Regions from separate parts of the Homo sapiens genome. Here region 1 is linked to region 2. Evidence: chromatin loops called from intact Hi-C (ENCODE). Cell type or tissue: PC-9. All regions are shown on one strand. Links, peaks and the distances in the headings refer to the core of each region. The heading gives the core; the rest is flanking DNA. Region 1 overlaps MYOF (myoferlin). Region 2 overlaps EXOC6 (exocyst complex component 6).

Region 1 (2,920 bases), core at 294-2,793, 440 kb before region 2:
TTCCTTCCTTCCTTCCTTTCCTTCCCTTCCTTCCTTTCTTCTCTTTCCTTCCTTTCTTCTCTTTCCTTCCTTTCTTTCCTTCTTCCTTCCTTCTTTTCTTCCTGCCTTCCCTCCCTTCTTCCTCCCTCCTACCTGCCTCCCTTCCTTCTTCCTTTTCTCCTGCCTTCTTCCTTCCTTCTCCTCCTTCATCCTCTTCCCTTCTTGCTTTTTAAATTGAGAAATATTTTACATACGATAAAGTGATCCATTCAACAAGTTGTGATTATTGTATATACCCTATGTGAACCACCACCCAAAACAAGACAGAACATTCCCATTCCCACAGAAAACTTCCCCGTGTCCCTTTCCAGTCAATTTTCCACTATCCTCATCCCTCCTAGGAGCAACTGATTGGATTTCTCTCACCACAAACTGATTTTGCCTGATTTTACACTTGCTCTAAATGGACTTGTATGATTTATGTTTTGTGTGTCTGGCCTTTTATCCCCACGTTGTAGTTTTGAGACTCATCATGTGGTTGTGTGTATTCATAGTTTTTCCCTTGTCATTGCTGAGTAGTATTCCATTGTGTGGATATGCCACAAGTTATTTTTCCATTCTCCTGATAATGAAGCTGCTGTGAACATTCTTCTACCATGTGTACGTGTTTTCACTTGTCATCAGTAAATGCCTAGGAATGCAATCTCTAGATCATAGAATAGGTGGCTACTTAACTCCAAAAGAAACTACCAGACATTTTCCAAAGTGGTTGTATCTGTCTACACTCCCGCCAGCGATTTGGGAGTTCCGGTCGCCCCATCCACAACCTCAGGCCCACTTGATACTGTCAGCCCTTTTGATTTTAGACCTTACCTGCATTTTAATGAGAAATTAAGACTCTGTTGGTGGTTTTCAGATATATAATTGTGAACTAGAAAATGTAGCAGAATTTGAGGGCCTGACAGACTTCTCAGATACGTTCAAGTTGTACCGAGGCAAGTCGGATGAAAATGAAGATCCTTCTGTGGTTGGAGAGTTTAAGGTGAGTAAGATGTGTGTTGGTCCCGTTTAAAATCCACCTTCATTTTCTATATAGGCCTAGAATAAAGGACAACCAGGCTCTAGGGAGGGGCACATCCTGCAGCCTCTGAGGGATGCTGGCATTTTCTATATAGGCCTAGGATAAAGGACAACCAGGGTCTAGGTAGGGGCACATCCTGCAGCCTCTGAGGGATGCTGGAAGGTGCCAGAAAGGAAAAGGGGGAGGGGGGCCAGAGCACTCGAGCCATCTCCGCATCTCTTCCTGCCTCCCTGCTCACGCCAAGCAGCCTTGACTGAGCCATCTCCGCATCTCTTCCTGCCTCCCTGCTCACGCCAAGCAGCCTTGAATCCTAAGATACAGTCTCTCCAAGATCTAGTTCCTCTCTTCATCCTACTGCCCCTACCATGCTTTCAGCAGGATCATCGTGACAACTTCTCACTTGACAGTCCTTGTCACCTTTCTCGTCACACTCCTCTCCAGCCTCCATGCAACCAAATCTGATCTTCTCTCTGGACTACTGAAAGGCTTTGCTTGGGTTTTCACAGTCAAGTCGCAACTCCTTTCAAAGGCAGAGCCAGTCTTTCCCAAGCTACATGGTCCCCTGCCTCCCTCCCCCTCACACACTCCACCCTCCTGCCTGGGAGAGCCTCGCCCAAGCCCCGGACACACCTTGTCCTCTCAATAAGTCGGAGGCTTGGGACAGGCTCTTCTTCCTTCCCTGGGTGCCCTTTCTACCTGCTTTGTGGTCTGACGAAGTCCTACTCATTCTTTTAAGCGCCAGCTCAAATGTCACTCTCTTTGTCAAGTGTTCCCTGATTGCTTCGGGCAGCGTGACTCACTCCTGCTCTGGGCTCCCACAGGTCTGGGTTCATGCCTCCATGAAAGCATCTTACACATGGAAAGTATCTGCTTTATAATTGCCCCTCCCTGCAACCACGCTTGGCAAAGTCATGGCAGATGTGCTGCTGCTGCTTTATAATCCTTTGCCTGTAGCAGACATTGCTAAGGGACGAGAGGATGATGCCTGATGTGTGGTCTCAAATCCTTCTCAGTACAGCCTCCCACCAAGCAATCACATATGGCACAAGAGCCAACCCTACTGAACATCGCTGTGCCAGACGGGAGTCTTTGAGTTCTTTTGTGGGTCCCTAGTACCTGGCACATAGTAGGTGCTTATTCCATGCTGCTTGACTGAATAAAGACCACTGGAACTAAGACCTGTATGTTCTGAATCCGGCTTCAGTGCTTTCTCCTGGTTTTAAGGCAAAATATGTGGCCTCTCCAGCAGGTCTTGTTGGCTCGCTCCTTCAAAATACAATTTTTGTGGCGTTACTATATGCCTAGTCCTGTGTTAGGCCCTGGAGATAGGGTGATGAACAAGACTTTATGCTCCCCTCACCCGTCTCTAGAAGCCCACAGTCTAATGAAGGATCTAGAGAATAAATAGATTATCTCAATGCAGAGGCCAGTGCTGTGCCAGGGGTGAGTATGGGGTTGGATGAGAGCACCCAGAGGACATACCAAGCCCAGGAGCAGTCAGGGAGGTTTCCTGGAGGAAGTGACACCTTTCAGCTGAGATTTGAAAGATAAACAGGAGTTTGCCTGGGAGTGGGAGGTGGAGTACAGAGGTGCTACAGGAAAAGCGGAATCACTGTTGGTATTTCGTTGGGTTTAAAATGTAATTATTGTTATTCCTATCTTCAAAGAATGTGCAGTATTTCACTCTTTCTCACCACCACCTCCTCCATCACACTGGCCCATGTTCTCCTCTTGACTCCCAGTTTCTGCTCTGCCCTCTCTTCTCCCCTGTGAGCTCTCAAATAATTACTTGAGAATCATTTCACTTTCCCTACTGGAAATATGCAAAGTGCAATATACATTATTTCTTTCACAAAAGGC
Region 2 (2,920 bases), core at 101-2,600:
CATTTTATAAATATTGTACTAACTGTCATTTTAGAAATTCAAAAACTGCAAATAGGGCCTTTCATTGTATGCATGTTTTGAGTTCACTTCCCTGCATGGAAAGAAATCCTGTTAAGTCAGTGCATTACTTGCTTCAGAAAAAGAGAATACTCCTGTCATTAGCATGACAACTGTGTTAATAGAGCATAAAGAGCATTCCCTAATACATATACTAATTCACTTCTTGAAAGTAACATACTTAATAATGACTTGTACATATGTACTATCAACTAAGACTTGAGTAATTTAATGAGAACAAAGGCAAATAATTTTAACATATTTCTTACCTTCAGTTTTTCTGCATCAGTCCTTACTTTAAGGAGTTCTGTAATAGCATCTACAAAACCCTGATGATGAAAATTACACATCTTTTCAATTTCCTTGTCATGATTACGGATACAAGCATCTAACTTTTCCATAAACTTCTTGTGCGCATTTGGTTGGTCATCATACACAGACCTGAATGTATATAAGAAAGCTAAAATTAACCAAAATGTATTATTTAGTAAGCCTGATCTTTGCAAGAGGTGATATCTTAAAATTAAATCTCTGAACAAATAAACTGGTGATAATATTACCTTTAGCAGAAATAATTTGCGTGAAAGTATTTTATTTCTTCTTGAACATGATAATATTAAAAGAACCACACAAGCTCTAGATATAGCATGAGGTATCTGGAAATAAAGGTATGAGGCTCAGGAGATGTGGGCCTAATACAAGTCTTTAACATACTAACATTCAAAAACAAAGAATTACTGAGTGAATGAATGGTTAAAGAATGAATGAACAAACTCATGATTTTTACAGCATTTACTATGTAAAGTAAACGCTCATGTTCTAAATGCTTTATATATTAACTCTTTAATCCCCACAACAAGGCTACAAAGTAGGTATTGTTATTACCCTTGTTTTACAGAAGAGTTACAGATTACTGAACTGCCATAAATTCCACAACCAGCACAAGTGATAGCTGGGATATGACTCCTGATAGTCCGGCTCCAGGGTTCATATTCTCAGGTACAAGCCCATATTGCAGTCACCACAATGTTTCCTAAACATGGCATATTCATTCCTACTGTCTCTCAGCTCATGCTGTCTCCACAGAGAGCGTACCCCTCTATTCACCATGCAGTAAAGGACTACCCTTGCCACTGATTCCTGGGAGGAAAGCCTTTGGCATACCCTGCCTGGTAAGTGTCTTCTTTGTTTACCTGGAAGGCTTTGACTGCCAAATAGCAGATGCTAACAGTGTGACTCACGGTGAGGCCTGAGGCCACACAGTTTTAGCTGTGGAGGGGCAGGAGGTCAGCAATGTGGGCAGTCAGCCAAGTCTACATGGGTAGTCAGTCATGGCTATATGACCAAACTCCAATAAAATTCCTGGATATCAAAGCTTGGATGAGCTTCCCTGATTGACAATACTCCATGCGTGTTACCACACATCACTGCTGGGAGCAGTAAGTGCTGTCCACAATTCCACTGAGAAAGGACAACTGAAAGCTCACTCGTGGAACTCTCCTAGTCCCTGTCCTATGTGCCTTTTCTGCTGTTGATTTTAATCTGTGTAGTTTTTTGAAAGTTTTTGTTGTTGTTGTTTTTGCTGTAACAAACAGTAACTATGAGTGTAACAACTTTGCTGAATTTTGCAAGTCCCTCTAGCAAATTTTTGAACCTGAGAGTGGTCTTGGGAACTTTCCAAACCTCACCCCACATCCGTTGCCCATTGTTTGAGGTTCATTTCAAGTCCCATTTCTTCCAGCAGGCCTTTGCCAATCATTCCCATGCCAAGTAATCTTTTCATCTGCAGGACAGGTAAACTTACAACCCCTTACAGTTATTCTGACACGTAATCATATATTACTTTGTATTGTAATTTACATGTTTTGTATTTAAAATATATTTTGTTTCCCCAAATAGACCATAAACTTCTTGAGGGTAGCCTCTGTCTTAGGTTTTTAATGAATACACTCTCTAATACAAGAGGTAACAATATAGGATACCAATTATTAAGAATTTAGACTCTTGGCAGCCAGGTGCAGTGGCTCACACCTGTAATCCCAGCATTTTGGGAGCCGATGCGGACAGATCACTTGAGGTCAGGAGTTTGAGACTAGCCTGGCCAACATGGTGAAACACTGTCTCTACTAAAAATACAAAAATTAGCTGGGTGTCGTGGCAGGTGCCTGTAATCTCAGCTACTCAGGAGGCTGAGGCAGGAGAATCGCTTGAACCCGGGAGGCAGAGGTTGCAGTGAGCAAAGATCATACTACTGCACCCCAGCCTGGGTGACAGAGTGAAACTCCGTCTAAAAAAGAAAAAAAAGAATTTAGGTTCTTGGCATCTATGCCTACATTCTAATGTACGTCAAATATAAATTTTAATTTTTTTAATTTTTTAAAAAATGTAGGTTCTGTAAGAGCTGAGTTAGAACTAGGCTCTGATCTTGGACATATTCTCTTTTCTATCTCCATGTCATCTTGACTTGTAGCTTTAAATTCCATAAGCACACTGACACCTGCTAAATTTTTATCTCTGCCCTGACCTCTCCTCAAACTCATATATCTCTCCAATTAGATGTCTGATAAGCACCTCAAATATGTCCGAAAATGAATTCCTGATCTCCTTTCACAAAACCTGCCCTTCCCATAGTCTTCCTCATCTCAGTAAACCCCACTTTTCTAGTTGCTCAGGCAAAAAACCTTGGACTCACCCTTGACTATTCTCCTTCTCCAGCAAACTACCTCCCCATTGGTATCACCCTGGACTAAGCCAACAACATGTCTTGCGTAGATTTGTCAACTGCTTCCTAACTGGTCTCCCTGATTCCATCCTTGTTCCCTTTCAGTCTGTTCTCAATACAGCAGCCAGATGATAGCTAATG

What was found. A loop is a pair of places that touch in the nucleus more often than their neighbours do. Peaks named below come from ENCODE experiments on the same cell type or tissue, not always from the same donor. Only the 100,000 strongest peaks of a DNase experiment are listed, where the experiment ranks them.
Region 1: a loop joins it to region 2, with 5 times the contacts of the local background. A loop is called at or near these places in 1 of 110 quality-filtered maps.

The regions. Positions count from the first base shown.
Region 1 is chr10:93,334,022-93,336,941 of GRCh38, reverse strand. It overlaps MYOF (myoferlin), which reads left to right. Exons shown (of 54, transcript NM_013451.4): 41 at 896-1,021. Among named protein-coding and RNA genes, the nearest start is that of MYOF, 150 kb to the left of the region's middle. RefSeq lists an enhancer at 1,831-2,920. In PC-9, for the core only: no CTCF peak of the experiment used is centred there; a DNase peak (open chromatin) is centred at 1,811; H3K27ac peaks cover 2,330 bases.
Region 2 is chr10:92,890,927-92,893,846 of GRCh38, reverse strand. It overlaps EXOC6 (exocyst complex component 6), which reads right to left. Exons shown (of 22, transcript NM_019053.6): 2 at 327-498. Among named protein-coding and RNA genes, the nearest start is that of EXOC6, 44 kb to the right of the region's middle. RefSeq lists an enhancer at 956-1,455. In PC-9, for the core only: no CTCF peak of the experiment used is centred there; DNase peaks (open chromatin) are centred at 1,326 and 1,766; H3K27ac peaks cover 1,742 bases.